3 separate regions of the Homo sapiens genome follow, and regions 1 and 3 are each linked to region 2. The links are chromatin loops, found by intact Hi-C in ENCODE. Cell type or tissue: CD4-positive, alpha-beta T cell. All regions are shown on one strand.

Region 1 (2,500 bases), 1.2 Mb after region 2:
CTGCCATTAGCACAATGTCCAGGGAACATTTGGGCAGCTATCTGTCCCTCTCAGCCCAGGTACATGGGGGTTATGTTGATTAAATAAATCTAATCATGGAAATAAACTGACCCAGGTGATGGGCACAGCACTCAGCTCCAAGTTACTGGTGATTGTCAGAAAATCCAATTAAGATAGAGCTGAGCCTACTGTGCTGCATACAGTTAATTGAGGGCAAGGGTAGGGGCTAAGGGGAAGCTAAGAAAGGAAATCATGTCTTAATATCCATTAAGTTAATCTCCCTCTTAAGCAGTGCCAGAGAGAGTCCAGGAAGAACCTAGAAGAGAATTTAATGGAAACTAGGTACCAGCCTGCTTTAACATTTTCTTGACATTCTGGCTGGGGGACATGTGACAGGCACAGGAGACAAGGACATGCAAGTCTATGTGTCATTTACGGAGCCACGGACTAGGACTGTGGAGGCCCAAGGTCAAATCTGTTCTGGGCTCCATCACCAATTAACCACTTGATATTTGACGCTGTCCTATCTGTGCCTTAATAAAATGGAGTGCTAGAACTGGACCAAAGCCACCTGGTGGCTCTGAAGACCTTCAGCAGGAGAGGGGGAGAAAATGAAAATACAGGAATTTGAGAAAAATCTACCAACGTTATCACAGTGAGCTTGTGTTTCGGCATTATGATACAGCACATAGAAAATGGGGGGTGGCTCAGGGCAGGGAGAGAATTTGTTTCTTTCCTTCGTCCATTTGAAACTTATTGAGCATCTATATGTTCCAGGTTACAGAAACAAATACTGCATGGTCCTCGACCCAGAGAAAATCTCTTATAGGCCATGGGAGGCTGAGAGGTGTCTGTTTTTCTTCCCAGTATATCCCCAACATTTAACAACAGGTTAATACTTAAATATAGTAGATTCTCAATAAATATGTGTTGATTAAATAAATAAACCAATTTAATTCAAGACAAGTAAACGGACACTTTCAAGGAAGCATTTTAAAGCTATAGGGGAGAGAAAAGTGGCCTGGGAACTCAAATATGCGGCCCTCACCCCTACTAGGGAAGCAGAAGGAGGGAGCATCCCGTCCAAAGCTTCCCAAGCGGCGCCGGACTGCGTGCTGCGGCTGTGGGGGTAGAAGTCTTCAGATAAAAGATGGGGAAAACAGACCAAAGCAAGTCTCGCTGGCCAGTGACACTCCAGGAGCATGGCCCATGGAAGGATCCAAGGCTGAGGGATCTGGGGTAGCCCCACAGAGATACTCTGCCAAAATCCAGTCACGAGAAGGAGGGAGGAGGCGAGGAACGAAAATGAGATTTGGTTTAGGCCGGAAGAACGGGCTGCGCCAACAACGAGAAAATAAAGTGGCGAGCTGGGAAGGGTGTAGCGCGGGCTAGAAGGGCGGGAAACTTGAGAACCACGGGCGCGGGAGCCTGGCGGGGACGCAAGCCCGGAACTGGCGGAGGGGTGGGCAGGCGCATGCGCGCGCGCAGCTGAAACGCCGGCTGATGAAACTGACAAAGGCGAGAGCGCGCAGCAGCCCACAGCAGCCGAGTTCGCGCCGCCGGTAGGTGCTGCCATGCCAGGGGGCGGGATCGTGGAGCGCCTCGCAGAACCGCACGAAAGCAAAAACAAAGCCATCTCTCCGGAGCAGAAATAGAACAGACGTGGCCGGGGAAAGCCAAATATTTGTGAGATGATGTGAACAAAGGGGGAAAAGTCAATCCAGGGAAGTTTGAGTTTCTGGTTGGAGGCTTCAGCGGCTCTGATCGCTGGATACTTTAAGAGAACATCCTTTGCCCCCGCTCTCCCTCTCTCCCCGAAGAAAAATAAATCCTTGGCAAAATGAGACTTGACGGCATGAAAAGAAGGTCTCCAGACTGTCCCAGCTGGCGCGGGCGGGGCCGGGGCCGAGGTGCCGCTTGGTGACACTGCAGCCGCGGCTCAGCACTGTCACCCAGAAAGGCCCGCCGACGTCTGTATGCAGGGAACGTGGCTCTTAGCAGAGCCTGGACAGGCGCAGGGCCAAGGAAGTCTTTGTTTTTGTTTCTTTCTCTAGCCCTTCCTGCCAATACATCAGGGATATAACTCCTTGGTGTTTCTGCCTTACAATCGCTCCTTATACCCCACCCAGATCCTCAGCACTGCAGCTCCCACTGCCACTGCCCGCTGTGAGTCACCTCCCCCTCTCCCTTTTTTAAACCAAACGGCAAGGCCATATTGCAGTTATCCATAAATGGAAAAGCAAGAAGCCACCAATACCTGTTTGAGAAGATGGCATTTTAATTAGCACACTCCGGCTGCCATAAACCCGGGCTCCTGCCCCACCTCTCCCCCCGCCCCCTCCTCCCCCCTCCCCCGCCGTGCCCTCTCTCAACCTCCCCGCTCACCCCCATCTATGTAAAAAAGCCATAAAGCCTCTCTCCAATCGCTTTCTCGGAGGGAGTTTTTGCAACCCCCACAACACAGGTTGATTGGAAAGGTCTCTCTCCCGGATAACAACAA
Region 2 (2,500 bases):
TGGAAATACAGCAGTGAAGAGGGCAGGCCAAGCCTTCGCCCCCAGTGGGGGTCCCCTCTGCGGGAGAAGCAGCGCGGCCAACTGCCTGGCCACCACCGGGCCAGGCACTAGGGAGTGGCCGGGGCTGCAGCGAAGCCCTGGCCTGAGGACAGACGGGGCACAGTATGCTGGAAACAGCTGAAAGGGGACAGGGCATGAGTGCCGCGGTGTCAGCGCCGGAGCCCGTTGGTCCCCTCCCTCCCCCTGGGGCCCGCGCGTTCAACACCGACCTCTGTCCCAGTGCCCGGATTGGCAGAGGCAGGCGGGAGGAGCCAGAGGTCGCCCCACATAGCTCGGTCTCAGACAAGGGTCTACACTGGAGAGAAGGGAGGGGCCCCTGGGTCACCTCTCCCCGGGCCGCGATTCTCCTCGTCCCGCACTCTGAGCAGCCGGCCCCGTACTTCCCCTGACCTCCAAGCTCTCGGCCACGGACTCCTCGCTTCCCCACTCCGCCGCGACGTCCTGCCCTGTGCTTCGGGATGGGGACTGAGTCTCCTCGCTCCTCCAATCCGTGCAACCCCTTCCCCCATCTCTCCATCAAGCACCCTCGACTCCCACCCCTCTCCCGCTACACAGCGAAGTCCACCCCATGGGCAACTTTCCGGCAGTTGCGGGGTGGGCAGCAGATTTAGAAATCCCCAAACGGAAAATCCCGCTCACAAGGCTCTGTCCAACGAATCAGGGCTAGGCATGGGCCCATGAGCAAGTGAGGGGCACGGAAGGAAAGAGCCCGAGAGCTTCTGGCAGCCGGCTGAGCCCCCAACGGGCCTCCCGCCCGCTGCACCTTCGCAGCCTGGCTGTGCACGCGCTGTACCTGAGACATCCTGGCCGACTTGCAAGAACTCCAGGGAGACAGCGGAGGAGGCGAGGACCAGGAAGCGATCGCCCAGATTGCACTGGCAAGCGCCTTTAGAGGCGCGGTCCACTCGCCCCAACCCTGCTCGGGCGAGCACCGGAAAGCCAATCAGAAGCCAGCTATGCGCTAGGGGCGTGCCCAGCCCCCGCCGCGGCGCTAGCCCCGCCCGAGCCCACGTGGGACCGCTTGCGCAAACGCCGGGAGTAGCCGAAGGGGACGCCGGGAACAGGTGGGGACAACGGAAGTAGGGTGCTTAGTTTTGCTGCCGGGAGTTGGTCGAGAGTTGGGTTCAGTCCTGGCCCGTTGTGGGGACGGCACGCGGGGGAAGGGGAGGGGACGGAGACCGAAGAACGGAGGTCCTTATGTTTCTTTTCTTTCCTTAAATCTTGCCCGGCCTGAAGAGGCCGGAAGTTGCATCTCTGGACAAGTAAACTCTGAGACCTGGGAATGGCGGGCGGGACCCGCTCCTCCCTTGGGGTCTAGAGGAGACCCCCGGAGATGGTCCCTGATGAGCAGCGTGATGGTGGAAAGCTGGACTGGTCTCCCGAAAGGCGAAGCCGAGGCTTCTTCCTCTGAACTTTTGGCACGTTCTTTGACTTGCTTGTGGCCGTAGTGTCAGGCCTGTATTGCACATTTATGTCTGTGGTGCATTTCTCCATCTGGTGCGTTAAAGGCAGGGACGGTGTCTTATTTGTCTTGATTTAACAAACTTGGACGGGACGAAGTGCTCAGCAAATATTTGTTAAATGAATGGCTGTTTATTGAACTCCTGTTGGGTAACTTGCACTGTTCTAGACCTTGGCAGACAGCAGTGAACAAAGCGGGTGAATCCCTGCAATCTTGGAACTTACAAGTAGGGACAGTAGTTTATACAATAAGTTAAATATAGAGTACTTTAGGGGCTTAGAGAGTTGGAAGTTTATAGTTTTAAATGGAGGAGGGGGAGTATTGAGGGAAGGTGACATTTGAGAAAGTTCCTCAAGGAGGGGAGGGAAGATTCCAAGCAGAGAACAAGTGTAAAGGCGTGGGCAAGGAACCAGGGGAAGAGTAGAAAGATGAGGCTGGAGAGTTTTGGCGGTGGCAGACTGGCTAGGTGATGCAGAAGTTGGCCATCACAGGGACTTTGACTGTCATGCTGAGTGAGATGGGAAATCGTAAAAGGGTTTGAAAAGAGGATGAGGAGACGGAGGGGAACGTCTTTGCGAGATTGTTACACAGCCTAATCTCCATGGGAACTGAAAGGAGCAGCACAGGTGTCTGGAAGTGTTTTAGGATCGATGTTTAAGAAGCTAAAGGAAGACTTCTCTGGCAGTGGTTGCAAAGGAGCTGGGTGAAGAGAGGGAAATGATGGAAAATTCTCTGGAGATCATTAAAAAAGCAAAGTCATTCCTCTCTAATTCATAATTTGTGGCAAGAGGGCTGGACTACAAATCTCTGCCCTGCCTACACCTTCCCCCTCCCCAGGGAAGGTAGACGCTTTCAGACTTAACTTGCTAACTTAATGTAGGTCACGTTTTATGGAATGTTTGGGAAGAAATGAAGATGCAATAGGGAACAAATCTAGGGTTTTCAGTCTGAGCATAATTTTGTTTGAGAAAGGAAAAC
Region 3 (2,500 bases), 1.1 Mb after region 2:
AAATACATTGTTCTCCCTGGTAACGTTTGCTAAACCTATGCTCGATTTCGGGCTGAAAAATCAGTAGTTACCCAGAACTCTGAGGTCACTCTCTGGATGCGTTTTCTTTAGAAATTCTAATTCGAAAATGTTCAAGCCTTCATTTGGAGCTTTGTTTTGTTTTCTGTATAAAAAGGTTTGGGGTGTTTTGCTTTTGTTTGTTTTGTTTTCTTTTTATTCAAAAATACTCCTTCTCTGTTTAGATATAATAGAGTGGTCTTGGAGATTAAGAGAATTTAGGAAAATATTTTTGATGGTGCCCTCAGTTGATATGTTACTGAAATAACAAATTGTTTTTTAAAACTTTCTTCTTTCTAGGTAGATGTCCCATCTCTAAAAATACTCTTGACTATTGGAAACGTGGGCACCAGTACACACAGCTGATGAGCTGCTCTAAGCCAGGGCTTGCTTCCAGCAACTCCCCTCACACCAAATGAAGAGGGTTTTGTTATGTTGGTTGTTGTTAGTGAAAGGTTTCTGTTTTGTTTTTTGTTTTGTTTTTGTTTGTTTTTAAACACTCTTGTTGGGTCTTCTACATCCTATATTATCTTCCTAGGAGAAAGGTTAATTTTCATTTCAAAAATGCGTGTGCTGCTGCACAAAACTCATAGTGCTTCATCCTAAAGATTTTTTTATGTCCAAATATTAAAATACTATAATGATGCTTTAATGGAATAAAATGTTTGTCCAATTAACCACTTCTTTGCTATTTGTTAGAATCTCTAGGAACATAGGCCAGTTCCTTAATGTAGTGTTTGTCCTAAGCCATTAAATACTCCATCTTAATTTTATTACATTAAGATATTCAAAATTATCTTCTTCAAATCTTTGTGTCATGTTTCTTTATTAGCTTGACTCACATCAACTGAGTCTCAGCAAGAAATAAGTTGACAGATGTTAGACAACTTGAAGGGGAGTTATTTGTTTTTAAAAAGATTAAATATTCCTGTCTAATTTATTTTTAAATCTCTCTCTCTCTCTCTGTTTTACTGTACTTGGACAGGGTAGGGCTGGAAAAGAAAGCCACGTCCTCCTTTACTGTATCAGCAGTGAATTTGCACCACCTTCTGGTAGGTTAGAGAATGACGAAAACACCCGCTGCTTCCATAAAAGAATTCTTTTATTCACTGTGGTCTGTTGTCCGATTTGTAGCTGAACTCAGAGCACCACTTAGCTTCTCAGAACTCACAGCTGATCTCTCCTATAGCCTGGTTTTATACAGATTCTTTGAACTGGGAAGTCTTTTCTTTATCATATCCTTGAGAAGGCTCACAAAATCCCCAACCGGTCCCTGCCTGTTAATTTACTGAAATGCCTGGCAGGGAAGTAAAGGATGGCTGGAGAATAGTCATTTCCTATTCTATTTTGGCTGTCCTCTGTAGAGTGCTTGAAAACAAATCGGAGGCTATAACTGTAGCAGCAGAGAAATAAACGCTTCTCTTTCTTGGTTTCATAAGACCCTCATTACCCACAATTAATCATAATGACATGCTGTATTCAGGCTCCTTGCTGGGGACTGCGAGGAACACACAGATGTGGCTTTCTGTAGATTTCAATCCCCTCTGCAGTATGGATTTCAGGATACAAAGCTTGTTAGTACACATTACTAGCCCCTGGATCTGCGGTTTCTCTCAAAAGTGCTGGTCAGCACTAGAGTGTGGAGGGTTTCCCAGACTTCAAATGAGGAACGTTTTTTCATGGCCTTCCTGCCTGGTGATAAAGACCACAGGGTGCAAAGGTTGATACTTCTTTCTCAAAGCCAAGCTAGATTTTAAAAAATGGAATATATACCCAGTAAAATGCAGTATGCATATATGTGTGTGTTACATCTATCTTATGTGAAGGTCTCTTATTCAAGGAGACAATAAACTTGATGGTGTGCACTACAGAATATGAGGAAAAATGAAGACCATGTTCTAGTAACATAGAGCCCCAAATGCTTTGCCTGCAAAACTGAGCTCAGAGAGAGAATGATTCTCAATTGGGTTAAATTAGTGAAATCATTTGATGAATTATTAATCTTATGTTAACCAACTGAGCCCCTGATAGGTGCCAGGTCTGTGAAGCTGAAACAGCCATGCTGGCTGTCGTGGGCTAGTTGCAATTGTCTACACCTGAATCAGCAGGGGCTTTCCAGCTAATTGTGTTAAAGGGATCTACCTACACAAGGCTGTTTGTTACTTGCATGATGTTAAGACAACCCAAACAAGAAAGATCAATAATTATTTTGTCATCACCTTACTCAAAAGTCTTTATTACAAACTTAAGAAGATTGTGAAGAAAGTACATGGAGAAACCTACAAACTTTCTTGATGAATATTCCAAGATAAGATTCAAATAAAGGTGAAAAAGACTGTTTTCTTAAATGCAGAGACTTAATGTTGTGAAGACATCAATTCTCAAATTTACATACAGACGGCCTTCCATATCCATGGATTCCACATTCATGGATTCAACCAAT

What was found. A loop is a pair of places that touch in the nucleus more often than their neighbours do. Peaks named below come from ENCODE experiments on the same cell type or tissue, not always from the same donor. Only the 100,000 strongest peaks of a DNase experiment are listed, where the experiment ranks them.
Region 1: it touches region 2 in a loop (6-fold over the local background); 7 of 110 quality-filtered maps call a loop at or near these places.
Region 3: it touches region 2 in a loop (2.8-fold over the local background); 2 of 110 quality-filtered maps call a loop at or near these places.

Annotation. Positions count from the first base shown.
Region 1 is chr2:118,185,417-118,187,916 of GRCh38, reverse strand. THORLNC (testis associated oncogenic lncRNA) reads left to right here and starts at 1,531. Exons shown (of 3, transcript NR_144530.1): 1 at 1,531-1,686. RefSeq lists enhancers at 1,177-1,226, 1,367-1,546. In CD4-positive, alpha-beta T cell, no CTCF peak of the experiment used is centred here; DNase peaks (open chromatin) are centred at 1,516 and 1,936; H3K4me3 peaks cover 1,453 bases; H3K27ac peaks cover 1,257 bases.
Region 2 is chr2:119,365,414-119,367,913 of GRCh38, reverse strand. C2orf76 (chromosome 2 open reading frame 76) reads left to right here and starts at 1,080. Exons shown (of 6, transcript NM_001322331.2): 1 at 1,080-1,124. DBI (diazepam binding inhibitor, acyl-CoA binding protein) reads right to left here and starts at 937. Exons shown (of 4, transcript NM_001079862.4): 1 at 854-937. The coding sequence starts at 862. RefSeq lists enhancers at 1-16, 547-876, 1,247-1,506 and a silencer at 977-1,126. In CD4-positive, alpha-beta T cell, no CTCF peak of the experiment used is centred here; DNase peaks (open chromatin) are centred at 283 and 1,043; H3K4me3 peaks cover 2,309 bases; H3K27ac peaks cover 1,040 bases.
Region 3 is chr2:118,220,790-118,223,289 of GRCh38, reverse strand. The region is part of intron 1 of LOC105373578 (a long non-coding RNA gene); the gene reads left to right. Among named protein-coding and RNA genes, the nearest start is that of THORLNC, 36 kb to the right of the region's middle. RefSeq lists an enhancer at 963-1,257. In CD4-positive, alpha-beta T cell, CTCF peaks have their summits at 929 and 1,133 (motif pointing left); a DNase peak (open chromatin) is centred at 1,089; H3K27me3 peaks cover 1,091 bases.